Linked DNA regions of Mus musculus: all the other regions are linked to region 2. A link is a loop called in an ENCODE intact Hi-C map of the cell type or tissue named here. Cell type or tissue: heart. All regions are shown on one strand. Links, peaks and the distances in the headings refer to the core of each region. The heading gives the core; the rest is flanking DNA.

Evidence for each region. Hi-C counts contacts between places; a loop is a spot of excess contacts. Peaks named below come from ENCODE experiments on the same cell type or tissue, not always from the same donor. Only the 100,000 strongest peaks of a DNase experiment are listed, where the experiment ranks them.
Region 1: it touches region 2 in a loop (2.4-fold over the local background); 4 of 42 quality-filtered maps call a loop at or near these places.
Region 3: it touches region 2 in a loop (8-fold over the local background); 4 of 42 quality-filtered maps call a loop at or near these places.
Region 4: it touches region 2 in a loop (2.7-fold over the local background); 5 of 42 quality-filtered maps call a loop at or near these places.
Region 5: a loop joins it to region 2, with 11 times the contacts of the local background. A loop is called at or near these places in 38 of 42 quality-filtered maps.

The regions. Positions count from the first base shown.
Region 1 is chr1:162,097,320-162,103,638 of GRCm38, reverse strand. The region is part of intron 15 of Dnm3 (dynamin 3); the gene reads left to right. Among named protein-coding and RNA genes, the nearest start is that of 2810442N19Rik, 96 kb to the right of the region's middle. In heart, for the core only: no CTCF peak of the experiment used is centred there; a DNase peak (open chromatin) is centred at 3,008.
Region 2 is chr1:161,996,451-162,002,769 of GRCm38, reverse strand. The region is part of intron 20 of Dnm3 (dynamin 3); the gene reads left to right. Among named protein-coding and RNA genes, the nearest start is that of 2810442N19Rik, 5.4 kb to the left of the region's middle. In heart, for the core only: a CTCF peak has its summit at 2,783 (motif pointing left); a DNase peak (open chromatin) is centred at 2,569; H3K27ac peaks cover 2,301 bases.
Region 3 is chr1:162,273,921-162,280,239 of GRCm38, reverse strand. Dnm3 (dynamin 3) reads left to right here. Exons shown (of 21, transcript NM_001038619.2): 13 at 5,701-5,752. Among named protein-coding and RNA genes, the nearest start is that of Mir214, 54 kb to the right of the region's middle. In heart, for the core only: a CTCF peak has its summit at 4,012; no DNase peak of the experiment used is centred there.
Region 4 is chr1:162,214,280-162,220,598 of GRCm38, reverse strand. All of the region lies in intron 14 of Dnm3 (dynamin 3), which reads left to right. Dnm3os (dynamin 3, opposite strand) reads right to left here and starts at 2,976. Exons shown (of 1, transcript NR_002870.2): 1 at 1-2,976. Mir199a-2 (microRNA 199a-2) reads right to left here and starts at 2,785; the gene lies at 2,676-2,785. In heart, for the core only: no CTCF peak of the experiment used is centred there; a DNase peak (open chromatin) is centred at 2,948; H3K4me3 peaks cover 2,304 bases; H3K27ac peaks cover 3,714 bases.
Region 5 is chr1:162,311,091-162,317,409 of GRCm38, reverse strand. It overlaps Dnm3 (dynamin 3), which reads left to right. Exons shown (of 21, transcript NM_001038619.2): 8 at 3,714-3,849; 9 at 5,951-6,018. Among named protein-coding and RNA genes, the nearest start is that of Gm39688, 66 kb to the left of the region's middle. In heart, for the core only: a CTCF peak has its summit at 3,594 (motif pointing right); no DNase peak of the experiment used is centred there; H3K4me3 peaks cover 304 bases; H3K27ac peaks cover 1,306 bases.

The sequences.
Region 1 (6,319 bases), core at 877-4,876, 100 kb before region 2:
TCTCATTTTAGGAGGAAGAGGGATATGTCATTGGGATTTGCTTGGTACCTTGACAGTAAAATCTAAATAAATAATTAGTGCCTGCATTCCACTCACTCTGGTACCTCTACCTAAAGCCTTCATATATGATTCATGAGAACAAGGACCTTGTCTCTCTTAATCAACAGCTATCCCTCTGGACCAATATGATAATGCCTGGCGCACAGCTTCTCAACAAATGTTTATTAAATTAACCAAGATATAGATAACATAGCATCTATTATACAGAACATGTCATGTAATTAGACACACAATGCATCCATCCTTCTATTAGTTCTTTTTTTTTTTTTTTTTTTTTTTTTTTTTTTCATTTTTTATTAGGTATTTAGCTCATTTACATTTCCAATGCTATACCAAAAGTCCCCCTTACCCACCCACCCCCACTCCCCTACCCACCCACTCCCCCCCTTTGGCCCTGGCGTTCCCCTGTACCGGGGCACACAAAGTCTGCGTGTCCAATGGGCCTCTCTTTCCAGTGATGGCCGACTAGGCCATCTTTTGATACATATGCAGCTAGAGTCAAGAGCTCAGGGGTACTGGTTAGTTCATAGTGTTGTTCCACCTATAGGGTTGAAGATCCCTTTAGCTCCTTGGGTACTTTCTCTAGCTCCTCCATTGGGAGCCCTGTGATCCATCCATTAGCTGACTGTGAACATCCACTTCTGTGTTTGCTAGGCCCCGGCATAGTCTCACAAGAGACAAGATACTTGGCATGGAAGATCCTTTTAACAGAACCTTCTGGAATGAAGAGATGAGCTGCTACTCCTTTTTATTGGTCCACAATGGATGTTTCATCTATAACTTTATGTAACTCTTGTCTCTCTCATATATTTACCAATTTGAGCTCTAAAGATCACCTAAGTAGTTCAACTCAAGAGATGTATGAGGAAGGCATCAAAGGTACAGAGAGAGAGAATCATGTATGTAGCCCATGCTAACTGGGAAAGACACAGAGGGAAGGAAATGGGAGTGGTCACCGTGAGGGTGGGTAGAGGCTTGTCAGATGGTGAGCCTAGGGGGAGGAGTAAAGAGTGCATGCAAAGGTCTGACAGAATAAAAGGGCTAGACTTGGAGCTCCTGACCACAGAACATCAGCACCACCTGATCGACTACAAATTACTCATTATACAAAATACAGGTCACCATGGAAATGCTTGTTTGATTTTGTTTTTTGGTTTTGGTTTGGTTTGGTTTTTTTCCTGGACCCAGTTCCACTCCCATTATATTGAAAGCTAGTGAGTTCTCCCCATCACTAAAGTTCCTAAATAGCCAGGCTTTCTGGAGACCCAGTCTTACTCAACCCTTTGCAGCAAGCATACCAGCGGGTGTGAACAGATGCTGAGCCCTAGCCAAGCTTGTGCTTTCAGTGTGACAAGGTCACCCTCACCCTGGTCTCATTGATGCTTAGCAGTGAAGTAGGTACAACAGAGCCCAATTGCACATGACTGAAGGGGCCATGGGTCTGATATTCCTCATCTGGACACGTGTTAGGCAGCATAGCTATGTATAAAGCTATATAAAAACATCTCTCTATATGAAGCTATATAATGAAAGGTCCCTTGGTGCCCCCAGTATGCCTTTTGGTAGCCATTGGAACAGTGGCATAAGAATCTATTTTTTCCAGGTGATACGAACTTAACAGAAATTTAAGCTCAGGCAGCTGGCTTTAACAAGAGGTTGACATGATCTTAAGTAATAGCAGCATCAAGAATCATTATTTTTTTTAAAGGCTGGTTTTATGGATAGCCATTGACTAAAACTACATATCTCATAACACTGCCAGTCCTGTTCATTCTTTAACAGAGTCTCACACAAACATTTTCTACAAGCTCCAGGCTCCAAGAACTCTCATCTAACTCTCTCTCTAGGTGTTTAGGAGTGAAAAATTAACCTAGACTGTCCAGATTGTCTTGGGATTGTTTTTTCTTTACTCTGTTTTGTACCGTTGGCTTCTTGACCTGTAGGACACTGGCCAGGAGACGTACGATGCTTCTTTTCTGGTGGTTCTCCATTACACCCATTCTCTAGGAGCTGTTAATGAGTCATCTTTTGTATTTACGTAATACTCCCTGTTACTATTTATTCGTGAACGCAAATGGAAGGTGACATAAAAAGCTATTCTCAAACCTAACAAATGTGGAACGGAAGGGACCAGGCAAGCACAGCCTGCTCTGCCCTTTTTCCTAACATGTGATAAAACATGGCTGGCATGAGCCCACAGCCACTCCGCACTTATTCCTCAGATTCTAAAAATGCTCGGCTTAAGCAGGCCATTACAGCCACCTTTTATGACCTAATAAATGAGGCAGACTGCAAATAATTGTGGTTCTTTCTCTGCTTTCTTCACCAGTGCCTTTATTCCTTTCTAATGTCTTTAGTTGCTCTGGGCTAAATGAAGCTCAGATTGCGACAACATTTTTTTTATGATATTGTAATATTGGCTAATTTGCCTGCTATTGGTTATGCCCAAGCAGACACATGACCTGTGGCTGTTTGGCTTGTCCTCCTATGGGGAAATAACTTAATGAAGCTAATAAGCTATATTAAAATAAAATAAACAAATTCACATGGCACCCAGCAGCACAACCACATGCAGTGTGGTTGTTGTTTGTTAGCCTGAGACACCAGCTCTACATCCCCAACTGCCTACTGGGCATCTTTGCTAAGCAAGCCTTCTGTTGCTTCTCCTTTAACCCCTCTGAAACCACAGCCATCAATAGTTCTCCCTGTTAAAGCCCTGTCTTCCATGTGGAGTTCCCGGGATGGACCACTTTATCACATCCTAAACTTCTGTCTTTAACGAAAACCGTGCCTGGTGACAGTTTTAGAAGCAGGCAGTGTCAAGGAAGCAAATAGATATGGCGTGAGACAAATGGCTTGAGTTCTGAGGCCAAATTTCTTGTTCATACTTGAGCTCTCAAGGATCACAACCACAGCTGAGCAACCGCAAGCTCTGCCAGAGGCCAGAACTCAACCAGGACATCTGGGAATGGTAGAGAATGCTTGTGTCCTGCAGGCACGGCTTGCTCAATTTCTCCTTTATAAGTCACCAATCAAACCAGCCAGCTTCCCTCCTCTTGAGAAGAGGAAACAATGAAGACTAAAGGAAAGGCCCAGAAGGTCAGGTTCCCACCCATTAGCTACTCCCAGCTTTTCTATTTTTATTTTGGTACCTTCTCAGGACGTGAGATTAGCATTTGAGTTTGGGGAAGAATATTTGGATATTAAGCATTTTCTATTGTGAGAATTTCTAGCAGTTAAACTGTGAAACCTACCTACATCTCAACTCCCAGTTACAAACTAGACCCACACCCCCTGGTCTTCAGTGATGACTACAATTAATGCTGGCATGGTTAGACACCATGGCAATGGAAGCCTAGGCAGCTCGGAGCCAGCAGTGACTCAGCTGATGTTGCAGCTCCACTTAGAGTAAATGTGATTTGTGAAGGTTTCCTATTTAAAAGCCTTTTCCACAAATTTGATTTTTTTATTTTATTTAAGATGTCTTACTATTTATATATTTACTCATCTTCTTTTGCTTTTATTTTTTGCTTATGTCAAGGAAAAAGATATAGTACTAGTTATACATCAAACCAACCTACGCCAAAGAAATTTGTCTCAAAGACAAAGAATCACGATGCTTTTAGATAATGGCACTCAGATGGCCTTGTTCCAGAACTGTGAAAGTGGCCTTTATGGGTGATATGGAGAGACAAGGAAAATGTCTTTAAAGGGGAAAGAGGCTAAGGTAACTCCAAATTCTGTGACCACTGCACTCTGCCATTTATGACTAGAAGCTGTTCACTGAGCACTGATGCTGTACTACCATCCCATCAACAAGACAAACATATTCTCCACTTCCTGGAAACGAGTTATATAATGAGGGACATTAACAGCCAAGAACAGTCATTTATTACAACTGTTAATTACAGCTTGTACGAGGATCCATAACAGAGAGGACTCTCCATTCTGAGAATCTAGGGACAGTTAAAATTAACGTTAGAAGAATATGTGGAAACGAACCATTACCCTGGGCACTGATGACCTACAAGCCACACAGAGGTTGTTTATTGTCTTAGTCCTAATACCATAAGAATCCATTGAAAGTGCAAAACAGAGTATGGGTGGATCAAGTGCAGAAGTTGAGGTTTTTTGCTATGCTTCAGATAAGGCATGTCACGCTGGACTAAATGGAGAAGAGGAACTGTTGTGGGTGATAAAGGGATTCCTAGGGTGAGGTAGGGGACAGGCACATGAAGAATGATGCCTAGGCATTCAGTACAGATATCTAGGACCATTTATTAAAGAATTAACCTTGGAGAGAGAAGAAGGCTAAAGGACATCAAGATTTTTGAACAGGACACATCAAGAAGGCAGCTATAGCCATGAGGAATCTGGCACTTGGTAGTGATGTGCCAAGTGCTGATACCAAGGCACACAAGCGGCCTTGTTACAGAACTGTACAAGCACATGTATGTGCACGAGCCTGTATATGGTATCAGGGGTTTCTTTCCTGGGATTCAAAGAGCACTCTCTTGGGAGAAATGGTAGTTGGTAGCTTTTGGGGCAGCAAAGGCAGGCTGATCTCTGTGAGTACAAAGCCAACTTGGTCTATATAATAAGTTACAAGCTAGCTGGGGCTACATAGTGAAATACTCTCTCAAAAATCAAATCATATCTCCATTTAAAATGTCCTTAGGAAAATACCCACTATTGCTGCAGGCAAACTTGGCTTTATCAGTTGTGTCGAAGCTTCTTGAATCTCAGCCAGCAGGAAAGACAAAGGCAAGTCTAGAACTAGGGGCTTCTTCCCTCTCGTGTCCCCTCACCCTTTCCCATGCCTCTGTCCTTCCACATGTCTGAGAACTAGTGCATAAAAGAAGCTTTCCTAATACATACACACAAACACACAGACACACAGACACACATACACACAGACACATGTGCATATACACACATATGTGGGGAGGGGTGGAAAGACATTAAACTCTGAGGCAAGAACTGCTTTGAATAATTTTTTCCAATTCATACTCTAGGTTTACTCTCATGATTTTATTATTTTAACTTATGTATAGTTCTTAGAAACTGTGTCCATAGTTGACATAATTGATGCTTATAAATTTCCTATCATAAAAGTAGACATGGCATCTCTGAATCCTCTGTTGAGCCGTGTGTCTCATTTCTAATTTTACTTTCTCATCTTTTACATCCCAGTGTTGTTTCCTTGCCTGATTCATCCAGGACAGACTCCTAAGATTTCCCAGGACATATTTGGTATTCATTATTAATTCCTGATTTTATAAAGCCCTATATTCTTCTTGTAAAGTTTTGTAATCTTCCAACTGGCCAACCTCAACGCTGACAGTGAAGCCTATTGTTGTTGTTTTATGGTTTTTAATAAGATATACAGAACTATGAATTAATTTTGTTCCTTGATGGAGTTTGGTTGCGTGAACTGAGTTCCAATCCAGAGTGTAATGTTGGTTAGTTTGTTTACACTAAGTAGTGTGTTATTAACATTTTGAATTGATATCTCCCACTTTTTTTTTTGTTTTAGCTTGTTTTGTTTTTGAGTTATACCTTATTTGATGTGGATTGGTGGTTCTTTTTCTATTGAACTTTTGATCATGATTTCTCATTTAACTGTACTGTTATTTTCTTACCATCGGTATATAAAATGGGGAATAATGTCTGAAAAGATAAAAAATAATTATTATTTCTAGCTCATTAAATTTACATTATTAATAGCAGAGATTTAATTCTTAATTAGTAGTAATTAAGACCATTGTATTACTGATATAAATGAATGCTACAAAGAGAATGAATAGTGAGAAAATTGGAAATTGTTGGGGGGGGTGGTCAGTGGATGACATCAGTATAAAAGACAACAGTGAACTTCAGGGATGGACAGAGTATCGTGCGAGGAAAAAGGACTAGCACCTGTACATCCTGATGTATAAACAGGCCAGTGCGGATATAGCCATGGGAGCAAGGAAGGAGTGGGGGAGATAAGAATAAAAGAGAGAGCCCAGACTTTTCTAGTCACAGTATGAGGACTCTCAGATAGTCACTGTGGCTTCTGTGTGGAGAATGTAAAGAATAATAAAGAGCTACCATTGTCACCCATGGAAGAGATGAGCAGCCTGGTATCTGGGTTCATGGTGGAGGACTGTCAGTGTTGTTTTCTGCCATGTAGCCTCTGGTCACATTGGGGAGAAAAGGGTGGACAGAGAGCAACTGACTAAGGAGATAGTTGGAGGGGGGGTCAGTCTCTAAAATT
Region 2 (6,319 bases), core at 1,230-5,229:
CTATAGTGTTAGAAAGTGTTTTAATAACTAAAATAATAAACCCTCACGTCAGACAAGTTCTACAATATCTTAATTATTGGCTTTGGGGTGAAAAATGAAGGAGACATTAGTGGATGTGTTAACTAGACAAACCATGGCAGGACTTTCCCTCCACATATCTAGGCCTGACACCAAAATAAAACGAAGCTCTGCAAACCCATAGCAGGAAAGGCGACTTAAAGCTTTAAAAGTACCAATAAATAGATAATACTCAAGAGAAACCCCTGTAACTTCACCAGGAGCCTGCAGTTAACCTGGCCAGGTGATCTTCGGTTCAGATCAGGAGTCCGCAGTGAGTAGATATTGAAATAATAGTCTGTGAGTACAGTGGTTAGTGTTCTGCCCTGCAATATAAAGTGCCTTAATATTTCCAATACTCTAAATGACTCTTCCCACATCTTAATATTTCATACTGGAAAGCCAGTATAAGAATTTTTAACCTTTAGAACATGATTGTCTTTGAAGTAGCATGCTGGTGGTGCCTCTTGAGTTTTCTTAAAATCACAATCTTATGGCTTTGGCTGTTTTCCCTCAAGAGCCCTTCTCTGTGAGTCTGTCTGGCACACACTGTTAATTCACAGTCTTCGAGGTGAGGTGAGGGGGACAGTACATGGAGGCACTCCTGCTGGTGCCACTTACCAATCCTACTGAACCTTTCCCCAGTCCCTGTCCCTCCAGACCTGAGAATTTCAGTAAAACAGTGTAGACAGCCACAAGGAACCCTGCTGTGTTCTCCTGCTTCATGTTGTCCCGAGTGAGCCCTTTGTAGTTTTCATTTGATATGCTATTTGGCTGGGTGGGAGTGGGGGGGGGGGTAATTTGCATATTTACTCCCCCCCCCCACCCCCCCGCAGAATCTATACCATTGGTTAAAATTAAAGTGTATCTCCAAGTGTGAGTAGGGAAGAGAGAGTTGTTGTCTCTTGTTCAGAAGGCAACGTTAAATTAGAAAAACGGGGTTTAGGACGACCATCCATCTTCACTGCATCCTTGGAGCCCCCTCCTTTATCCATCCCTGCCCCGACTTCCTTTGTCTTCCTGGCCCCACACATCATTCTATAGAGCAGTCTTCCACTGGTTCCTTATGGTGGACACCTGCCTTCTGGCTGTGTTTGGCAGGCCGGCAGGATGAGGTAATAATCAGAAGAGAATGTTCTGGGTCTTTGGCCACATCCACGTACGGCTTTACTCAAAACAGCTCTCTGTGGGTGAGAACAGAGCGGCTCTGAGATCCCTCTGTCTAACATTCTGTGGAAGCCTGGAAGAACAATGGAAATATAAATGATAGCTACCTTAGCCCATCCTTTCAAAGCTTTTTACGCACAGATGTGCAGGGAAATGAGAACTTCGCACTTATGAACAGTTTTGGCTCTATTTCCTCTGAGTCCAACCGTCTTCTTAAGCACTCTTCTCCCTGTGGCTATGCAGCACCGGATATTTTTTTTTTTTCCTAAGAGCATATTTTGTGAAGGATTTCTCCAGGGCAATGGCAATCTTTGTAAGACAGATGCCTGAAGGACATATGGTTTCCATACATTTTCTGTCTAGACTGGCTTTATTTAGTGACTCTTGGTCTGAACTGGTCTAGTTAAAGTTTCTCCAGGAGCTTGTATAAAACTTTTAGATGTGGACATACCATTAAGGTGTAAAACAAAAACCTTGCCTTCATATTGGCAAGAGAGTAGAAGGGGTCGTTGGCCACTTTCCTCTAGACGAAGTTGTTCTGATCACATTGAATGTCCACTCACCCATTGCACCTCCAAACACTGCCAAGAATAGAGGGGAACTCTTAGTCTGTAAACTCCTCACTGTTTTCCTGAATAAATTCTTTGCATTGCTTGTGCATGTGTGTGCGTGTGTGTATGTTGTGTGTATGTGTGTGTGTCTGTGTGTATGTGTGTGTCTGTGTGTGTGTGTATCTGTGTGTGTGTCTGTGTGTGTGTGTCTGTGTGTGCATGTTTATGTGTCTGTGTGTGTGTATGTCTGTGTCTGTGTGTGTGTGTGTGTTGTATGTGTATGTCTCTGTGTGTGTGTGTCTGTGTGTGTGTGTATCTGTGTGTCTGTGTGTGTGTGTCTGTGTGTGTGTGTGTCTGTGTATGCGCGTGTGTGTGTCTGTGTATGTTGTATGTGTATGTCTGTGTGTGTGTGTGTGTCTGTGTGTGTCTGTGTGTGTGTGAAAGCTCTAATTCCTTCTTTACATGGCCCAGGGGACCTATGATTTCTTGCCCTTTTAGCACCAATTTTTACAAACACAGCATTTTTTTTTTCCTGACTTGAAGGAGAAGAAAAACCACCCAACAAGCCACTGAGTAAGGGACTTAGCCATTTGGCATTTCGGTAGCTCCTTCAACCAACAATGAAAATTCTGTTTTAAAATGTGGTTTCTGGGCCAGTGTTCAAGGCTGCTCTAGAAACAATAAGATCCTTTCAGAGGGAAAGAATAACTTCGAGGCTTGCCCAGAAGTCAGCTCTGCTCCCTCTTTTGTGGGAACCCCAGACCTATTTTACTGCCTCACAACTACAGGCTCCTGCAAAAGAGACACTGTGGGCCACTCTGCACGTGTCCCGCCTCCCCCAAGTGCCATTGCTTGCTCTGAGCATTTAATTGGTCTTCCTTACATATTTGTTCGCTGGCATGGCAGCTCAAAAGGCACAGTGCCTCTCTGTTTTTCTGTTTGCTTTCATTTGTTTCTTTTGTTTTTTTAAATGTTGAGCTTCAAAGGCATATTAGAGCTCCCCCTGCTGGATGTTTTTTAGAACACTGTTTGAGTTAGCCAGCAGTACAGGGCAACTCTTTGTCTCCAATTTTTGCCAGTTAAAGGGCAAAAAAGTACTGTGTGGTGCATTTAAAACTGGCCTTTTGACTCACCAGCTGTCATTTAGTCCTTTCTATATCCTCAGATTCTGTGCGTTTATTTTGTAACAGCAAAGCAATTTTTCAAAAAGAATTTGCCTGTTCACAGCCGCTCTGAAACAGTTACACTCTCTGAAATTCCCCCCTCATCGTCCTAGAAGGCAAGAAGGGCTCTCTCATCTCTTCTAAAGCATTAGTGAGTCCTACTGTCTCACAGAGGTGCGAACCGCTGTCTTTTCCTTCCCTGCTCCTGCCCTTTCTTTTCCATGACTTCAAATGACAGGAGACTATATACCCCGGAAGTGGAAACCTCCACTAGGGATAGCTGCCTCTGGGTACCTCCTTCAGAACTTCACTTCCTTCCTTTGGATGTTAAAGTCAGATCCTCCCTCTCCTGGCGCCTAAGGTGGGAGGGAGGTGAGGGCCAGGAAGAAAAAGGGAAGTCAGAGAATTAGAGGAAAGGATGTTAGTCCCCTACTTTAATGGGAATGGGCTCTATGGTACAAAGCCCCAAAGGGAGTTCTATTTCTAGGGAAAGAAGGGAGAGGGAGGAAAGGGGGGGAGGGGAAAGGAAGATGGGTGGCAGAATGAGAAGATGCTAAGGAATAGGGAGAAAGAGGAGGATAGGAAGGAGGGAGGGAATTCACTGGAAGGAGTGTCATGTCATCTGACTTAATTCAATGGCCATATGCTGCAAATGTCTGGAAAAATCGGGCCCTACCCCCTGTTTTCTCAGGCTCTGTTCTTAAGTCCACTTCTCTCTACCTTCTTCATCCCCTTCCTTCCTCTCCTCGCCTTAACTGTCATTAGTGATATAGTACAGAGGCCACTGTAGAAAACGAAATATCACATCTAGTCTTGTAAACACCACAGTTTCATACAACTAAACATTCTCTAGGTCATTTCCTCATTTTAGCAGCTCCAAACAAGTCACATGATACTTGTGGCAAAGGGTGGGGTGACGTTTGATTTTCTAAATAGCATCACTTGTCCAGCTTACTTTCTTTATAGGCACCCATTCCTATTCCTGGAATGTCAGACCCTCAACTTCCCCTGTGCTCTAGAATCAATCCCTCCCTCCCCTCTCCTCCTCCTGCTTCTTCTTCTTTTTCTTCTTCTTCTTCTTCTTCTTCTTCTTCTTCTTCTTCTTCTTCTTCTTCTTCTCCTTCTCCTTCTCCTTCTCCTTCTCCTTCTCCTTCTCCTTCTCCTTCTCCTTCTCCTTCTCCTTCTCCTTCTCCTTCTCCTTCTCCTTCTCCTTCTCCTTCTCCTTCTCCTTCTCCTTCTCCTTCTCCTCTCCTTCTCCTTCTCCTTCTCCTTCTCCTTCTCCTTCTCCTTCTCCTTCTCCTTCTCCTTCTCCTTCTCCTTCTTCTTCTTCTCTCTCTCTCTCTCTCTCTCTCTCTCTCTCTCTCTCTCTCTCTCTCTCATACACACACACACACACACACACACCATCTCTAAGCTAGGACTCCAGGTGTCCCTGCCACTGCCCAGGTTAGAGCTCTATGTGAGCATTTACCTGCTGCTGTCACTGCTAACCTGACTCTGTCCTAACGAGACAGCCTTCCAGAAAGTGACAATCTTTATTTCCACATCTCTGTTAACATCATACCCTGAAATGCACACAGAGAAAGAAAAAAATGCAAGATGAGCTGACTTGCAATGCTTAATCAAAACTTACTTTGGACCCTGGCCCCCAAGCAGTGCATTTTACAAACCAATATAAATACGTTTGGATTTTTGTTTTGTTTTGTTTTCAGTCTACTGAAAGAATCCAAGTCAATGTTGTTGTAAAATCCCTTTCATCATTGAAAGGCTGGGTGGGTTTGTTGTTATAGGGATGTTAGCATCATACCTGTGAGGGCAGCCTAGGGCAGATCTACAGAGCCATCGGAGTAAGCGTCAGCACAGTGCATTTTCTATTTATCCCAGAGACGAAAGCATTCAAGTTAGTACATGCCTATGTTACCAAATAAAGATTGCGAACAATTATCTCATGTTCGCACTTCAAGTCCCACAAATTGATTCATATTTTACAAATATATGTATACATATATACATATATATGTATATACTAGTATATATATATTAGTATTAATATTATAAAATCAAGGGTTTTTTCTTATGGGGGAACTATATGTCACTTCTTATATTTAGTGAGTTATACTACCTTCAGACCCTTCAAGTAGACTCCAATTTTATATGCTTCCATACATCTACCACAAACTATTCTTGCACAACAATGAGCTTGATGACATTCTTAGATCACAAAGGGCAAATATATACATATACATATGTATGTATGTATATATGCATACGTATATATGTATGTATATATATGCTAGAGAGCAAGTACCTTTATTGTTTATAATAAAATTATAATAATATCTTCCATTTGAATAAAATCGTGAGCATCACAACATTTTCCTGAGTTAAGCCCAACTCCATCTAAATATATACCTATTTTAAAAATTAACAAAATGAGAATCAAAATATAAGTGGATTACCTACACCTAAAACACTGCATCCTGTGACAACTGTCTAGAGTAAATATTCTGAAGAGGAAGTGAGCTTCTGGCCTTGTCATTACTGTTCCATTTTCCTCAGAGGCATGTTCCTGTCTGTTAGATTCATGCACGCACACTTACTCACATCCAGGTCTTCACCCTGTCCCGATCAAGTGCCATGCAGTGCAGGAAGAAAAGGGTAAGAGGCGGGCTCACTCCAGGGGAGGTTTAGACAAGTGTTCAGATGGGGGCTGCGGTGAAGGCTCAGTAAAGCGCTTACCAGGGCAAGGGTGCTAGCCTGCTTCTGGATACCCATCACCCACGCTTAAAAAAAAAGAGAAAAACCAAGTATGGTGGGTGTTGTGAGCCTATAATACCAGTGTCAGGGAAGAGGAGACTGGAGGGTCTATGGGGCTTACTGGTCAGCCAGTCTTGATAACTCAAGAAGTTTCCTGTCTCAAAAAGAAAGTTAAAGTGACTGAGGAAGACTCCACTACCAACTTCTGGCCTGACTGCACACACCCACACACTCACATACATATATATACACACACACAAACATATACACATACATTCACATACACACACACATGCATACACACACACACACACACACACACACACACACACACACACACACATACACACACACCAAAGCTGATGAACAATGCAATCTGTCCTGGTGGAGCCTCCCCAAGGTCATTACAACTAGCCTCACATCATGAACACTCAAGGCCAGATAACAGAAGACGAACAGATGGAATTAGACTTCTATTCTTAAAAGACAATCGTGTGAGAGAAGGAAACAAACGGCAGGTTCTCAGCCTTATCAGTGGAGCCAGCTTCTGCCCAGAAAAAAGAAAAAGAAAAAAATGCCACCCACCCAGCAGGAACATGGGACGTTCTTACAAAAACTGTCATT
Region 3 (6,319 bases), core at 1,578-5,577, 280 kb before region 2:
CACACTTGTAGCGTGCTGATCAGTATAGTATCCACTAGCTACACATGGCTGCCGAGCAGTTGACACACGCTAGTGAAATAGCTAATGCATAAAATTGAAGTTTTAATTTAATTGTCACACTTGCCCAGCAGCTACTGGATTGCATAGTCCAGAATTTCAGTCACTGGATTCAGCTGTTGCCATGGTATCCTTCATCCATGAGTCCTACTTTTCTGATGGCTTGGTGTCTACAGGAGAGAAAGGGAAATGGGGTCTTTTCGTTAACCTGGAATGAGCCCAAGGCCTGCCACTAGACTATAGGGAAAGGCTCTCTGCTGCTTCTGATCCTATTAGTCTATGGGTTGCTGAAGTTTCTTCAATGTTCTTGTCTCTTTTTACAAAAGAAGTGGGCTGGGGCTAGAAGGATGCCCTGACTTACTCCAGAGCCCATGCTTCTGATGAATTCTCCATTTCCCTGCTGCTCCTGGACCCCTTTAAGCTGACGTAGAGTCTACATACCTTCTTCTCTTCTCCCCCTTTGATCTTCCACGTTTTAGCCCCCATAGTCTGGTCTCTGCTGCAGCATGGTATCATAGCTGCTTTTGTCCAGGACAAATAGTTTAACAATGGACAATCCATGTCTGTCATCTGACACCCTTGAGTACTCTTTATTGTCAAGGTCAGGCCCTTTGCTTCAGTGGTCTATGATCTTCCACACACTCTGGTCTGGTTTTCTCTTTCTACTCCAGTCTTTCTTCTTCAGCCATCTTTAGGGGCAGCTGATCCTTTGCTGTCTTTCTTCCTTAGGCTGCTTCCTTCGTTAGTCATAACACTATGTCTGACCAAACTCCCTGACCCCAGTGTTTGCTCACCAACTCTGTTGGAAGACTCTGAATCCAGATCTTTGTTCTAGGATCTTTTTTCCTGAACTACTCATGATGTTTGGCCTCCACCCGCATGTTCTGCTTATGTGTCCAAGAGAAGCCTCAACCCAGCATCTCCTGAAGGCATTTCCATGTCATAGCCTGCAGTTCTTCCCTTGTCTCTTCTCTCTGTGGATACTCCCTTAGTTGCTTAAACTGGAAATCAGACATCATTCTGTGTTTCTTATTCATTCATCCATTAACTCTCTCTCTCTCTCTCTCTCTCTCTCTCTCTCTCTCTCCCTCCCTCCCTCCCTCCCTCCCTCCCTCTCTCTCTCTCTCTCTCTCTCTCTCTCTCTCTCTCTCCCTCTCTCCCTCCCTCTCTCCCCCTCCCTCCTCACCTCCCTCCCCCTCTCCCCTCTCCATCCTTGTTAACTCTATTTGGTTTTACTTCCATGTTATGTTTCTGAGTTTGACTCCTTCCCTCAGCCATTGCTGCTTTTCTTCTCTCACTTGGGTTGCTACACAAGTTTCCCTGCCTCCTGTCCAGGTCTTTTTCACTCTTTTGAGGATTCTCCATTGCTTTCAGGATAAAGTCTGAATTAATTAGCACGACTCCCAATGTCTTTTATTATCACTGTCTTCTGCTTCTAACTTCAGCTGGCTACATGGTTATCAGCTCTTTCTAGTCTAACCCCCAACTTTATATTCCAGCATTTCATAGTCTCCAAATAAATATTTCTTTACTATATGCATATACTATGGTTCTTTAGAGTATTTGAATTTGTTTTGCAGCTAAACATTGATAGTTTGATTGTACATAAGCATGGCATAAAAATAAAATCCCAACAATGTTTCTTAAGAAGCTGGTGAGATGGCTCAGTAAGCAAAGGTGCTACTGCCAAGCCTGACAACCTGAGTTCAGTCCCCAGGACCACATGGAGAAAGAAGAGAAGTGACTCCGACAGATTGTCCTCTGACCACCACACATGTACAGTGGCACAGGGGCTGTTACATCTCTTCCACAAACAAACAAACAAACAAACAAACAAACACATCAGCAATGTATTTCTTAAGGAACTACCTTCATCTTTGTGCTTGGTGTTATCAATGGATCGATGGTAGAAGAACTAAACTGCATACAGTACACCATCAGCTATGAAAGTGTGGACATTGTTGGAGAAGCAAGAAAGACCTGCCTGTACCACCAGCCAGGTTACACAGTATAGGCACAAACCCAAGGCTTTGGGGCTCATGGCAAGGAGAGATAACTGAAGGCTTCTCAGAAGACAGAATCCATAAAGGGAACTTGATTTGACTATAAACACTGAGGAGAAACCCAACATCTGAAGAAGCTGGTCTGGGTTGGCTGCCTCCTCTCTTTCTGGCTTTAGAATCAATACTGCCCATTTTGGGGAAGTAATTTTTATAAAAGCAGTTCTTCGGCCAAACTATTTTCTGGCTTAGAAACACTAAATGCTATCTGTTCTTCTTTCAAATACTCTGTAACTGACCTCAATGTAAATTTATTGGTCTAGAAGGATTTTAAGGTCATTTACAAACTGCATCCATGAATTCACCGTCAAACTTTTACCTTCAGCTTCCCTGAGTCCTCCCCTCTCCACACCGTGGCTTTGCTTGGTGCTCTCCTTGTAGAATACAGTGGATATTTTCTTGTGTTAAAATTCACATTTTACATTTTCTATAAAAGTCTTAGGACAGCAGACTGAAATAGTATTCCTGGTCTTTGAATGTTGCAAGCAATTCCCATGTATAGGACTTAGTTGATGAATGGTCACACATATCCCTAGCACACTCTTCTGAATTTCTGTCTCTGTGTTGTTCACAGAGGAGGACATGGCAGAAGAAGTGATGTCATGGCTTCTTTTGTTTGGATGGCTTCTAATGGGCTTAATTTTATAAAAATTTCAATTATTTTTTTCTATTATTTACTTTAAAAACCATTGTGGCTTAAGTATGCATGCAATAGACTGAATATGGTTTCATGCTGCTGTATCTGGCAAAACTTTGCACAGTGAAAGAGACATTCATACACATAATAGGAGCTGAGGTAATTTTATCCCAAATTGGAAAATAGGACTCTTCTTTTTCTTTTCTTTTTAATATAATCCCTTGTTTTAATAAAGCTTATCCTTTATTTGTTGTGTGATGATATATATCAAAACACACACACACACACACACACACACACACACACATACACACACCTTCTTCACTTGAACTTACACTTTTGGTTAAAAGACTCAAATTAACTTTAATTCTTCACATGTTCTATTATGAACACATTCTTAAATAATTTAGCAACTCAGTTACCAAGAATTATGATAATGGGTGTATTTTAATTAAATAGCTCGCTTTTTTATTATTTGTGGAACGACTGTGTGAACCCAATTACATAATTAACAGCCATATGTTTGAATTTATGGGGGCAGTGGCTAAAAAAAAAGTATTCATTAGGTAGAAAGTAATGGTGGTTAGTATTTATTCTAACCCTAGTACTTTAGATTGGCTCATAAGTAAATCTGTTTTTCCTCTGTGTAAGCGGCAGAGAGCAAACAAGCATTGTTCCCTACAGGAACTCTGTCAGCAGAAACATCCACTATCTAACATTGCTAATATTCTGAGAGAAATGCTGTGGCTCAGTGCATTTGGATCTAGAAGGAGCCCAAGAAGGCTGTGTGTGCATATCAAGGAAGTATCCTTGCCTACCATGGAGGAGGTCTTAGATTCAATCTCTAACACTGCAGATAACCCCAATCAGAAGCCAAAACTAACAACCCAGACAGACAAAACCGTGATCCCAAGAGACAACTTATCCAGCCCACCCTCCTCTCTGCCCGAGTCACCCACACCCCTGATGATTCACACCTTCACACTTTGCCACTGATCATACCAATTAGAGGCTTGTTAAAGGTGTGCCACCTTAAAAACACAAGCACAACCAAGGCACACTCACGTTGCAGTAGACATTTTCCTGTTTATTCCTAGAAGATGGGTGAACCCAGGAGGTCCCTGGAAAGGTGACTTTGGAGAGACAATGTAGGGGGAGAGAGACAGACAGACAGACAGAGAGACAGAGACAGAGAGACTCAAGTTCAATGAGAATAGTATTTGAGACATCCAATGGGCCAGGTTTGGTGGGCAGCCAGAGGGCAGTGTGGGCACATGGGATCCTGGCCACAGACACAGCTGGCTTTTCCATGGTGCTTACAAAACACTGAGGATACTGGGCTAAGATTCCTTAAAGGAATGGCTGAGAAGAAATGAGGGGAAATGGTCATTTAGCTAAGAATAATTAAACTAAGCCAAAGGTAAGAAAGAAGCTAAAGTTAGTGCATTAATAGCGAAAAACAAAAGCACACACACACTATCTCCAGCAACTAGAGACATAGTGTTACCTTTCAGTGCCCACCCTGCCCAGCCTCAACTGAGTGCAGTGTGTGCTTTTTATGAGTCTGAGCAGAGGCAAGCAGCTTAACTATATCAGGGGAGATTGTGAAAATCTGCTGTTTTGAACAACTGTTCTAAGTGGGTTTTTGATTTCTATCTCGCTACTAAACCATAACATCTAATCACTTTTCGAAGACAGCCTGTGGCTTTAATCTGTCTCTCCTTTACTTCAGCTCATCCCACTGTTCTCTGAACATAAACTTTAGATGAACTGACAGAGGGTAGGCAATTGCTAGTCCTGCCAGAATAACTGAGATGAGATATGATTTCTTATGATGGGGCTATGGGTCCAAAAGCCTTCATCCCTCTGAGAGCTAGAATATCATCTCATTTAATAGTGTGACTCTGGGGCTAAGTTGTTAGGAGTGACAACAGATTTTAACCCTCCCTTCCATGCTCACTGTGAAGTGGGGAAGTGTAACACCAGTCTCCAGAAACTTCTCATTCAATAGATAACCTGCCGCCATGTTTGCTACAGCTCCTCTGTAGAAGCCCTGGGGATAGAGCAGTAAGCCAAACAGACACAGAGTCTCTTGTCTTCCAGTTTGATGTGGAAGGGTGCGTGTGGTGAAACAGACACAAACCAAACTTCAGTAGGTTGGAAGGTGAAATATTGTAGTGAGAAAGATAGTGAGGGAACAGGGGGTGTCCCTGGAGGAAAGCAGGGACCCAGTTTTATATAGTGACCAACTTAAGCGTCACTGTAAAGACAATTTTGGGCCAGCGCTCGAAGAGATGTTAGGGACCTTGTGGACGTATAGGAGACATATCTTTAGAGCAGTAAGGCAGCTCGAAGCCTCTTGTGCAGGGCCTATGTTGAATGGCTCAGGCTGTGAATGAGCTGGAGGGAAGGGGAGGGGCATCACAGTGGCAGAGAGTGGAGTAGGGCCTTGGAAGCTATGGCAAGGACCTTGGCTTTGGCCTTTGAATAGGACAGTGTTGATGGAAGTAGAGAGTAATGCACAAGAAAATAATCCACGTTACAGGCTGTGTGAATGAAAATCACTAGCGCATGGAAAATAGTGTGCACTCCGTAAACACCATTTGATGTTGGTCTCCTTACCGTGTGTACTGTAAGAAGTCCCCCTACCCACCACCACACCAGCCAACCCGTTGTTATTAATGTAGTTTTTTTCCCCCACATGGAGTAATTATAGTTTTTATTTCTGGTTGCTAATTACTGAAAGAAATCCCACTGAGTTGTTTTATCTTCCAGAATTAGACGGAGCTGGCTTGATGCTGTTTCTTCTGCCCTGAGTTTGTCTGTCTTTTTTTTTTTTTTTTTTTTTTTTTTTTTTTTTAATGTGTAATGTGTTTTAGTATCTGTTACTTGTTCAGAAAAAAAAAAGTCTGAGTTTCTTCAGTGCTTCTCCTTTGCTTTTCTCAGTGCTCAGCAGAGGAGCAGTCAGGTTCACAAGAAAAGCACAATTGGAAATCAGGTAGGAACCGTGTGAGCAACCCAGTGCATGCATGCCCCAAAGCATTGGAACTAAACTGCTTGACTGACAGCTTTTTTTTTTTTTAATGCAAATTGATCATATGTAGGTTTTGCTTAAGGTGCAGCTTTTTATTTTGTTTTTTGCTTTTCACGTTTTTTGGACCGACTTTTGCATTTCGTTTTGGCTATTTTTTTTGCAGTTGTTAACCCTACCATCTCACCTTCCATAAACCGCTACTTGCTGTGCTTTTCGACTTAGACTCTTTGTGTCCTCTTTTGCTTGCTTCCATTACCACCAAACTTAATTTAACCTTGAACCCCAAGGAGGTTCAAGGTTAACAATATGGTGAGTAACTAGTTGCATGGGCTTCCGGGGTGCTGGCTGGCTAGTTCACACGTTTGCACAGCTTGGTAACAGTGAAGGGATGGCTCAGAAAGAAGGCAGTGTTGGGTTTAATCTCTGCCATGCCAACTTTCTATTGATGATGTTAATTGCTAAGGTGATCTGCTCACTTGAGTTTTTTGAGCTTTGGGGCTGACCAGCTGTCTCTGACTAACAGCGCTCTGC
Region 4 (6,319 bases), core at 788-4,787, 220 kb before region 2:
TTAGACTCTGAAGTGATGGAGTTGAGGTTGCAGCTTAGAATTTCCTTTCTCTCTGATGGTTGAAAAAAATCTTTTTGACTTCAGTACCTAGCCTAGCTTATCCATCATTGATTCTCTGAAATAAGAAACAAGGGTGCAATTTTCACTAACGTTAAGGTTGGACAAACCCTGCAAACAGTTTCCTTTTTATGAGCACCTACAATGTTTCACTTTTCTATTTAGACTTACCATACTATCCAGAGCAAGATGTTTGCTGCTGGTTACTCTCTTCTGCCCTAGATTCCACCATCCCTAAAATATTTGTATATCCTCTTTGGAAGTAATATTGGAATAAAATTAGACATTCTTCTAATTATTTTGGAATCGATATCTTTATTTTTATCCTAAAGTGTCTATAAGGGATATATCCACCAGCACACAGGCTTAACACCATGTCTTCATACAGCAGAGGGTTATCAAACAACTTTTTTGTACTTTTAATATAACTCATACATTTAAAATTAAGTACCACACTCCTTCATTCATTTAGAATTTTCCTTGAAAATGGTGTGTTAGAACTCCAACCAAGAACAGGCAGAGACTCCGGGTTTACAAAGAAATTGTTACTTTTTACTGTTGAACTTACAGGAGAATCACCCTTATGCCCTTTGTATCTTCAGACTAAAAACTGTCCCATGGGAGAAATAGGGAAGGGACCTGTGAAGAAAGGTTATTCTTCTTGAAATTAAAAAAAATGCATTTAATATGAAGAGAAAATTTTAAATTAAATATCATTAAATAAAGGCAAGTTATAAAATTCAATTATTTCTAGTATACAATAGGCCCTCAAAATTAGAGAAATCTTAAATATGATCCAAGTGATTCTTCTCTGTCCTCTTTCGTGACGCGTTAGTCAAGAAAGTGTGTTTCCTGAGACACACAACTTCCATAAGTGAACTAATAGTGCTTTTAATTTCCTGTGCAAACAAAGTGATATGTATGTGTGTATATATATATAATCTCAACTCTTCTTTTAAAAATAATTAAGATTCTTCAACTCTCACAGAACAATGAATGGTGCCTCGCCTGTTTCACCTAAGTGACAAGCAGTTAAATGTCCCCCGCTATATTTCTTACTTAATTGCCATAATTCATCAGAAAATTTTATGACCAAGATACCAGTTTTGGGATTATATGAAGCATAATTTTTTAAAAATAAAAATTGTAAGAAGAAAACTCAGAGATGCAGCTATACTATAGTATTTTACTAAGGAGAGTTTGCACTCTCCTTTGGGTTATTGGAGAATGTGTAACTTAGACAAAGATTCACACTTTAAAAGACAAAAGACAGTGTATTCGTTTTGCACAGAAAGCTCAATGAGCAGATAATATTTCATCCCATAGAATGTGGAATGAAATTTTCCAGGGGTGAAAATAAATGAAAGGCGAGACTTTATGGGTACAGCAGCAACATTTTCTCCCAGAACTTTCTTTAACGGAGCCACCGCTGATGCTCAATACAAACCTCCCAGCTTACTTAGTGACCCAGATTCTTCTAGTATTTTCTCTTTCAGTATTTCATTCAGCCAGAGGAAGTTTTCTTGCTTCCAGTCTGCCTACCTCCCCCACTCTCCTTCACCTCCAGGACAGCTGGAAACTGACCAAAGAAAACTTTTGCCTTCGTTTACAAATTCCTGTTTTATCAGCATCTTTTTAGACAACGTGCCTTATCATTTCAAAGGCCCAGGACAAGTGAGAGCCTTGTTAAAAAAAAAAAAAAAAAAAAAAAAAAAGATGGGCCAGCAGGCTCAGCTGACCAGCAAGTATCAGCCATTCTTGGATTTTAGAAGAACAATTTCAATGTTATCTAGTGAGCCCACTAAAGACAGAGCGCTATTCCCCTGGCCTGCTAAGTTGCTGAGTCAGTAAGATGTGGGTTTGGCACTTGGGCCCTCATCTCTGGCTAAGTGCGTTTGCATTGTCTGATAGTAAAATAACAAAACAAAAAAGCAAAAAACAAAAGACTAGACTGCTTCTTATCGTTAGGTACTATTATTTCTGGTGTTTCTATTATATAGATAAACAGAAAAGCTCCCTGTTCATACAAGAGTTTTGAAAATTGCATTTTTTTCCTTTAGGGCAAAATGCATTCATTCCTGGAGTGTTAGAGGTTGCATACATAGCTCATCCATGCTCGAGTTTAAGTCTCTGAATTATCAGTTTCAACCATTCAAAACTAAGTCTCGTTCAGTTTTTGCTACTTGTCTGGAGTGAGGTTTTTTTCCCCACCTTTTATTTTGAAGCGGAAGACCCTTACATTTAAGAAAGCATTTGAACGATCAACATTTAGACTTATAAAAAACACACAGAAAATCACAATTTACCATACGACCTTGCTCTTTTGAAAGTTAAGTTCACGGTTATCTGTCCCTTAGCTCAGTGTCTCCAGCGTCTTCACACAGGTGATGGGATCTCTATCTAGTTCCCCAATCACAGACCAGGTACGCAATCCCAGAGGCCTTACCCGCTGGTCTTCCCTGGAGCAGTCCTCTCCCCTGGCAGAGTCCCTGAGGGCTTCTTGGTCCCTAGTTTGCAAAACCTGTGAAGAGAAACACTGGATATGAGATTCAACAAAGGAGCACCCAGCTGTCCTCTCCTTGGAAGCAGCACATTGTGTCCCCAGCCGTCCATGGCGTTGCTGGCCCTTGCCCAGTCTAACCAATGTGCAGACTACTGTACAACGGCATTGTCCTGAACAGGTAGTCTGAACACTGGGGCGACGGAGCAGGATCTCCTGAAGCTTCCATCGGTGTGTGGAAAATCCTGTCCCGGGGCTGGGGAGAGCCTGTCTTCCTGCACCAGGGGCTTGTTCAGCTTCCCCCCTGAACCCTGTCTGCTGCATCGACTGAGACACACTAAAGGGCTGTGATTTCCAGTCTTGACGTGGCACATTTGCAGCAGACTAGGGAACTGGCAATGAATTTAGGACCAGGAAAAGGGGGAGGGCTGGGCTGGAGAGTCCATATATGGGATGATGTCACCCTGGGGAGGTTTGGGTATGCGCTGTGCCGCTGGAGAGACCGCTAGAATCGCCTGCTCTCAGACATGGGTCTGTGCATAAAATGGTACCAGATGTTTTCGTGTAATGTTAAGCAGTCATTTCATCTTCAGGCCAGATTTTTTCCCTCAACTGGGCAGGAAGTGGGGCCCCAGTATGGAAAAGCTGTAAAAAAAAAAAAAAAAGGCAAGATGTACAGTTCTGCTGTGGCCAACCGAAAGTGAGTTGAGAGTAGAAGTACAAATTTGTTGCCTGATCTGGGCTGAAGAAGTAATTTAAAGATAGAAAGATGACAAAGCAGTAAGCAGAAAGTCAAACACTGTTAAGCAGGCAAACTTCGAGGCCTTTTTTTTTTTTTTTAACTTTCCTGCGATACTTTGTTTTCTTGTATTTTACTCCTTAGTGAGGTCAGATAAGTTGGGGCTCCCCCCTTTCTTTTCCTCCTCTTCCCCCTTCTCCCTCCTCCTCCTCCTCCTCCTCCTCCTCCTCCTCCTCCTCCTCCTCCTCCTCCTCCTTTTCTGCTGGACCTGTCAGCAGCTTGCAGGCTGCTCTAGACTTGAGCAGTAATTACAGCAACTTCCTGAAAGTGAAGCCCCCATGAAAAGTCTGGAGAAATGCTCTTTGTCATGGCCTCTCCATGAGTAATTAGTTCCATATGTGGCCTTCCTCGTCTCCCTCCCTCAGCTCTCTTGGCTGGCTCTCTGCATGCCGTTCTATAGCCTTACCTAAGGAAATGTTAAAAAGTTTAGACTTCAAGCACCCACACTGCTGTACCGCTCTTTTCTGAACATTTCCCTCTGGTAGAGCCACACGGTTAAGGACAGCATTGTTTTATCCTGCTGGCTACTCCCAATTCTGTTTGAATACTTTTGTTTTGTTTACATGGTGTTCTGATGATGAGGTTTATCTCTGGTTAAGTAAATCTGTTGAAACTGGCCCAGTGAAGCTTGACCACTTACAAACTCTCAGCTCGCTTGGCCTCTAGTCCTCTGTCCCAGTTGTTAACTGTTTCAAATTATGTAGGCTGTTGAATGTTGTGAACATGAGGTCCCCTAACTTGTTTTCCACTGTATTCTGATTGATATTAGATTTTTGTCTCAAATAAGAGCTTTATCAATTGGCCTTGTAGAGGTCACAATGTGGGAGATTTTCTAAATCTAACTCACAGGATGAAGGGCTATAGTATTTTTGTAAGAATTAGAGCCCGAACAACTTATTTGTACCTGCCTTCTATGACACTTTTGAGATGTACAAATCTATATTGGCTGTTTCAAAATGCTTCAAGTGAGAGCCGCCTTAACTTATTTATTTTTTCCTAACATGGTTTCTTTTAAATTGATGTACCACAAACGGTTCAAAAGTGGTCCCAAGCCCTTGTGAAGAAGATTAAGTCAGAGTACTTTATCTAGAAGCTTATGATAGAGCAAAGAGGTTTATGTCAGGTTAAATACACCAGGTTGACACAGGATTAAATAGTTGATGCAAGCCAGGGGAATGCTTCCTATTAGTGTCTTCTTACCGGCCTCCTTCTCCTTCTTTAGGGACTATTTGAGAGTGGTTAGGGGAGCGCAGTGTGAGTCAGCTGCCGTTTCCCTCAGGGCTGCTACGTGATTACTGGAAATGATGGAAGGGTGACTAAGTGTGACCTAATGGTCTGATTGCAAGAGGATGCTGCTGGGTCCTCAGTATGTCTGTCGTACTAAGTCCTACAGAAGGCATGGGCTGGTGAGAGGTGGTTCACTTGGAATCCATCACTCCAGGTTAGGCCTGCTTCTGCTGCACATAGTGAAGGCCTTTCTTCTGCCCACTTCAGTTTCTGTCCATGGAACAGGAGTTGGCAAATGAAAAGTGGTTCTGACCAGACTGCTCTATGGTTTTGTCTCAGTTTACACAGCTAGACCCTCTCAATGGTTCTGCTTACACCAAATAAAGACTTTATACCGTTTCTGTAAGGGCCTAAATTTATGCTTTTAGTTAAGTTTTTTTTTAAGCATCATAAGGGATTTTCTTCAGAAATTCTTATAAAATCATTCACTATCTACTTTAACTTCCAGTGGACTGTTTTCTTTTGAGTTGTCCTTGCTACAGATAGCTGGGGAGGGCGGGTGCAGATCTGGTCTTGTCCACTTGTGTGCTTGCCCAGTAGGAAGGACTAGGCATAGAAAGGGAAGGAGCTTGAAGGACCACCCCCTTTCACCTTCACATATGTTAGCAATGTTAGTGCTCTCACTCAGTGAGAAAAGCCTCCACGCTATTGTAGGAAGCCCCACTTTGGGACTGGCTTGAGGACTTTTCCATGCCTGTAAAATTACCAGTCAAACACCCGAGATGTATGGGCCCAGATGGCAAAGCGAGCCATCTACACTGGTCTTCGGATGTTTTAACATCAGTTATTTAGCTTCTTTGTTTCGAAAGCCATTTGTCTGAGCCATGCCCTCACTTTGAGTGACTATGAAATTTACTCAACTTTAAAGTGTTATGGAAGCATCCTTCCTCTTGGTCATCATTCCCCAGATTGGCTAATTTTAATAACTCGAAATACTTAGATTCAAAGTTGGTGTCTCTGTACTTGGACCAGAGCAGAGTTACTAATGTTCACAATTATTTTTGTCTGTGATATCTAGATATGCAAACCTCAATGATCTATGATTTAGCTTGAAATTATTGTATTAGAGAACTTGTGTACAAGTTAACTAAGTAAATTGACCCTCCAGCTTCAAGCATGTAAGCTAAATGCTCTATCGTGTGCTCAGGCTCCAACCCAATGACAGTTAGCTCCATCACCTGAGGCTTCCTTCTTCCTCACCTTGTCCGCCTTCCCAAGCTGGTGGTGTGACTCCTTCCGCTGCTTTTGCAGTGGTCGCCTTTGGAAAGAACAGGTCACACACCGCGCATTAGTCCTTTAATATATCCGTGTTATGCGCTTGGAGTGCAGACATTATCATTTCACTGATGATTAATCACAGCTCAGAGAAGAAGCTGATTTTGAGATCACACTAAATGCCAGAACAGAACTCAGATTTTTTTCCACTTTACACAAAAAAGCATATCTCACCAATTTTAAAAAAAATTTTTATTAGATATTTTCTTCATTTCCATTTCAAATGCTACCCAAAAGTCCCCTATACCCTCCCCCCACCTTGCTCCCCTACCCACCCACTCCCACTTCTTGGCCCTGGCGTTCCCCTGTACTGGGGTATATTATAGTCCATGCCACTAAAATGTCAGCTGTCTGGTGCTCTGTCCTAGATTTTTACTGAACTATTTGCTATTCCACATTAC
Region 5 (6,319 bases), core at 1,321-5,320, 310 kb before region 2:
TCCCTGGTTGACCTTGTGGCACTTTATTTCTTATACCCCCAAGCAAAATTTAATTCCTTTATTTTTTCATTCAACCACTTTGTGGTAAGTAAGATTCTTTTCTTCCTGTGTCTTCACTGTGTGTGTGCCTGCAAGCTTCATGGCTGGCAGTGAGGGAGACAAGAATTCAACTCGGTCCACTCTGATTTATTTAGTGGTATTGGGCCAAATTTCTGGAGTGTGACACTGGTTTATTTTAGTCATATTTAAGCACAGCACAAATTTGGAAAAAAATTTCCTCATGACAATGAGCTGAGTCCCACATGCTTAAGACATGTTTGTATGGAAACTCTTTTCATATTCATATATATATGTATATATATATATATATGACTATACACACACACACATATATATACATACACACACATATATATACACACACACACACACACACATATAAATATATATATATGGCCTTTTCCATAAAGACAATTTCTGTTGAGTCAGGAACACTGCTCAAGATAAGGATGAGGGTCTGGGGAGAATGACTGAGGTAAACAGAATGCCAGTGGGAGTCAGGATTAGCCTGGCCCTAAGATAACAGAAGTTATGCAGGCTATAGAGTTGTTGGGAACTATAAGTGACATCTCTCATAAGGATAGCTTTTATGAACTGAGAAGAAATGCTCAAGATTTAGGGGTGGTGGGAAGTCTGGGATGAACAGACATAATATTTGGGTGAAGCCTGGCCCTACAGATAGCAAAAGATCACCAGGCCATAAACTAAATCCCTTCCCAGAATTCTGTGTGGAATGGCAAGCATCTCCTTCCTTTGAAGAGACAAGCCTTCATGTTTAACTTTCCTGGCTTTTCCAGTCCTTATCTGTGTGCACAAGGCCCTCTGATCCACTACTCTTGCCAGTAGTTTCTTCCTTATATTTGTCTTATTTCTTCCCTACTTGGCGAGATTTGGATTCCTGTTCTAGGAACTTTTTCCCACTGTAGTCCAGCTTTCGCCTGGTGATAACAACCTCCTGGGATGAGCACCTGCGTGGACAGTGATGCCATTAGCACTTTTCTGCTGTACCCATTCAGTGCAATGTGACATCTTTCTTTTTGTAAACCTGGGCTACTTAGTCAACCTGATGACTTCTGTAGTGTCCTCCTACAACGTGAAGTTCATTGTCTATTCAGATGGGCGTAGACCTAGCAGTACCCTACTGTTACTGCTCTTTGGAAAGAGTGGGGAATATAATCTTCCTTCAAATGTGCAAGGATGCATCGAAGTACGTTCATGGTTCTTGCTTTGGTCAGAAGTCACAACAGTACTGAACTGGTGGTTTTTCAGTTTTTTTTTAAAAGAGATTTCCAAATATTCAGAAAGTTTCAGTGGCATCTTAGTTGTATCATGTTGTCTTTCACTTAAAATAATACCATGGCAAAGATGATTTTTTTTTAAAGAGTAGAATGATTTCCAAGTTTGTTTGTTTCTCCTAGCCTTTGGTTAAACTCATAAAAATTCTTCAAGTTATATAGAAAAGAAATGTATTTATATTGAGGTCATACATCAGTATCTCTAACTATCTGAAACTAGGATGCTAGGATGGTCCTTGCCTCTGTCATGTCATGGGTCTTGACTGTAGAATATTCAATCAGATCATTGACTAGCCTGTTGGTTCATCTTCTTTTTGCGTGGGCTCCTGTCTTTCCTGATACATTTCCTCATTCCCCTTTCCTGCCATCCTTTCATGCACCGTACTCAGACTCTGGCTATGCATTACTCACCATGAAGCCAACAATGAAAGTGACACTTTGCACTTAAGGATAAGATCATCAAGACAAGCATATAAATGATGAATTGTGTTAGACGCTGATAAATGCTGTTTATCATAAGTAGAGAATGTTGGAGCCCAGAGGAGGAGTCAGGTGCATATGAAGAGAGGTATCAATTCCCAGATGGAGGTAATGCTCAAGACCCTGAAGTACAAGGGGTGTGTGTTAGGTTTAAGGAGGATGGGAAGAGAATAGAGTGGACTCAGGGAAGGCTTATTCCAATACCACTAAGTGGGAGGTGGATGGGAAAGAATTGACAGAGATGAAGTTTGTAAAAATTTCTAGTGTTTTAATGCATATACCACCACTTTTCAGGTACTTGACAAAAACCATTAAAAACAGCAGACACGAGCATGGCTAAATAATTTGTAATTACTGTAACCCACTGTATCCAATCAAATTTTGGCAGTAAAAATATACAGGTTTCAGAAGATCTGAAAATATTTTTCGCTTCGATTTTGAATTTGAAAGTAGTATTTCTAGGATGTCAGAATTAGAATTGCTTAAACCAAGTAATCATCACAAACAGGAATACATTTTTTATTCTCTTTTATTTTCACCAGATGGTTTCAGATAGTTAATTGATTCACAGGACAAATATTTATTAAGCATTTCTTATATGTTGCCCATATGGTGCATGCCCTTGCCTTCCAGGAAGCTGCTGGCATCGAAGCAAGCAGTGGTGATGTGGTCTGATAAATATTTTGTTAGAAAGAGGCTGAAGGAGCAGAAGATCCCTTCATCTGGGCAGTGGTAGATGCTGGTGGGGGCTGAGGACCACCGAGCATCATGGGTTTCTCAGAAGAATTAGTACTGGAGCTGGTTCTTGAGAACAGAAGGAGATTAGCCAGGCAAGGAGTGGAGTCAATGGTGCTGTAAATCCTCAAAGCACGTACACAAATACAGAGACATGGTACGTGTGGGGACTGGGCAGTAGATTCTTTGTGTTTGGATCAGATGGTGCATGTTGCTGAGCAAGAGATCAGCCTCAAGAACAGCCAAGGTCACAGCACAAAGAATCCTACATAATGGGTTAACTCAAACTGCGGGAAAGCACCGAAAAGCAAACCAGCCAGGTTTGTGTGGCTGTGACGGTGTAGGGTCTGACCTGGGCAGAATCCTAGGATCAGGATGGAAACCTACAGGTACCTTGGTAATCCAAGAAGGGGTTGCCAATGGCTGTGCCAAGATAGGGGAATCAACAGACTCCAGACCCAGAAGGAAAGCAGTTTAAGCAGTTCACGTTTTAGGTGTTTTGATCTGAGACAGCTAAAAGAAAATATATGTCCTGCACGTGATTGAATATGCAGGCCAGGATCTCCTATGAATTGTGGCATCTGAAGGTGGGGGAGACTGTGTCTTGATGACTTTCAAAGCTCTGGCCACCCTCAGAGCACACAGTTGTAGGATGAGGAGGACAGACTGAGGGAGAAAAGGCGTCTGCCCTGTGTGTGTGTGGGGGGGGGATGGTTGGGTGAGTAGATGTGTGTGTAGGTGTGCAGCTGTGCTTGTGTGTGGGTTTTTCAGTGGCAGTAGCTGGGAGTGGGCAGGCGTGACATCACCAGAGTGGAGGCTCACTTGACTATTCTACTTAAGATTTATTACATAACTTTTAAAATCCAAGTGTTCCTTAAATACCATTTCAGGTTATAACCACAAATGGATACCACCCATTTAAAGAGAACGATATTTAAAATATTTACTCTAGTTAAAATGTGTAAAATAAATCTCCTGTTCCTTGTCACAGCTGAATGATGTGCAGTGCCAACTCAACCAGTAGGTGTCACTAAGAACACCAGGAAAGGAGTCTAAGCTACACCCTTAGTAAAATCAGGGACAGGAGAGCCCTGTGATGTTAACTAATTTTAACCCGGGTTTATCTCTCTCTCTCAATTCTAGGATGGTCCAACAGTTTGCTGTGGACTTTGAGAAGAGAATCGAAGGGTCAGGAGATCAAGTAGACACCTTAGAGCTCTCTGGCGGTGCTAAGATCAACCGCATTTTCCACGAACGCTTTCCTTTTGAGATAGTGAAGGTTTGTAACTAATGTTCTTTTCTCCCTTTGTCCCACCGCATTCCCTGATCTCCCTTGCAGCTCTCTCGCTGTACTGTGATCTATCACAGGACCAACAGAGTCCTTGGAATCGAATCCTTTGTCCTTGAAATATTCTTTCTGATTTCAGTGAGTTCATAGAGAATACTTCAAGAAACAATACTTCAGTTTTCCATGATATCTATCCATTGTCTAATTTAAAATATTTCTGAGACTCCCCTATGGACCAAAGTCTCAGTGACCAAGAAAGAAAGGGGTTGAATTTATCTAGTAAGGACAATGAAAAAAGTAGATAACATAAGAAAAATTCAAGTGTTATTATGGTGACATGATACAGATTTCTTTCCATGGGATATTTAGATAGGCTCCCTCTGGGTGACGAAGGGCATTATTATCCATGACCAGCCTGGCACAAAGACATCAGTGTTATGAAAAGTCCTGGGAAGAGGCTCGCTTAGGGATGAAGCTGTGCATCCAGGACTTTCCTGGCTGCAGTTGTTCACCATTTACAATGGAAAGCAACAGGAGGACTTTACACAGGGGTTTGTTATCTAGTTGGGCTGATCATCTCCAAAGAGAACTGTGCCTGCTGGATCACCAAGGGGCAAGCAGTAGATGTGGTAAAGAAGGGGAGGGGCCCAACCAGAGATGGATGGACCACATTTTCTGCCTGAAGCTTCTGCAATCGCAGGAGTCCCTTAGAGACAAAGAAAGCAAAATTACAAACACATGGTTGGGCACATGGTCTTGGAAGGGATCTTGTGCAAGGAGGAAGCTCTGAAATGTACATTCTCAGTCAAAATGATGTAAGGAGAAAGAATGGAGGGAAACGGAGGACTGTGGGAGTTTAGGGGTAAAGTTGACAGGCTGGGATTGATTCAAGAGACAGAAACCAGAGGTTGAAAATCCCTCCCCAAGGTTTGTCTTTTGCCATTGAGTGAATGATGGTGCCCATCAGATGGGGAAACTGATGGAAAGTATCAGTGGGTAGGAAGGATCGAGAGCTGTTTGCGTTTGGTGGGGGTGGGGGGGTTGCTCAGTACAGCAGCTGAGTAGCTTAGGGACTGTGCCACTTTTTCAATATGAGGAGGCGAATGTTTATGTATTGGTGTGGGAAGAAGGTGGATAAATAGATCATTTTATTAAAATGTGCTAAGCAAAGTGACAAACTTTAGCATAGGGCGCCATGGAAACACTGCCCACAGACATGAATCCCAGCCCAAGGATGCGAGGGAGCCAGCCGTCTGAGCTGAGTTTGGAAGGATAGTCAGATAAGCAGGAAGAGGTGGGAAAGGGAGCACAAATGTTGACCACACAAAGGAAGGGATGACAAAGACTCTGAACCCTGAAGCCACAGGATACGATAGAAGCTTAGGGCAAGCTGTTACTCTGAGATGCAGAGAGCATAAAGGAGGAAATGGACAGCGAGCGAGGCTGGAACGGCTGCATCCCTGTCAAACTGAATCCGGTGCTCTTTGGATGTGCCTTTCGGGACTAAGTTCTATGGCACTTTGATCCTACTTCCAAGTAGATTTGTAGTGCCTAGGACGTCTGGGAAATATTTATATAGCAATGCATCCTGTGTTGGCTTCATAAGGTATTATTAATTTCCTCTTATAAAGAGGTCTTATGGTCAGGTGCTTAAAATGGTCAGAAAGAAAAGACAGCTGTGTTGTGGCCACCCATCAGAAAATACTCTCATTTATGCATTCTCCTGTGGCCTCCACTTTAGTACATTCAGCAAAAAATAATTCTGTGTTTCAAATGAGTGGCTGGGTTTATGTCCAGGAGATATTCCTTATGCACAGCACTCCCCATATGTAACAGAGTTAACACACACACACACACACACACACACACACACACACACACACACTGATCCTCTGGAACTTCCAGAAATCCCCAGTGTTCCATGTGGCCTTGAACTCCATATAAACAGATGTTTTGACCATCTGGGTTTAGTTTACAAAGGACATGAGTATCCATTTATTAATAACAGTAAGGTTATCCTCATTCTATACCATTCAATAATATTATCGAAAAGAATTAAGTGTCATAACCGTAGCTTGCTTTGCATCTGCAGATGGAGTTCAATGAGAAAGAACTGAGAAGAGAAATAAGCTACGCAATCAAAAACATACATGGGATCAGGCAAGTGACCCACATTTTTTCCTGTCTTCAAGCTACCCAAAGAAAATGAGCATTTCAAATGGCTAGCAAAGTAGTATTTCATCATCAAAAGAAAGGAGAGAGTGAGAAGTCAGAAAAAGAAAATCTTGGCTTTTAGCTTAGTGCTAATTTTCTATATTGCTAGAGAGATTTTAGTAAAGATGATGATAATAATAATAATGAAAACCTTTCTGTACTGTTTCCAATAAGAACTGAGCATCCTACTTATCTTTGAGTAGGTGAACAAGTCTCTGTTTGTTCTGTACCTGGGGGGTGGGTCTTG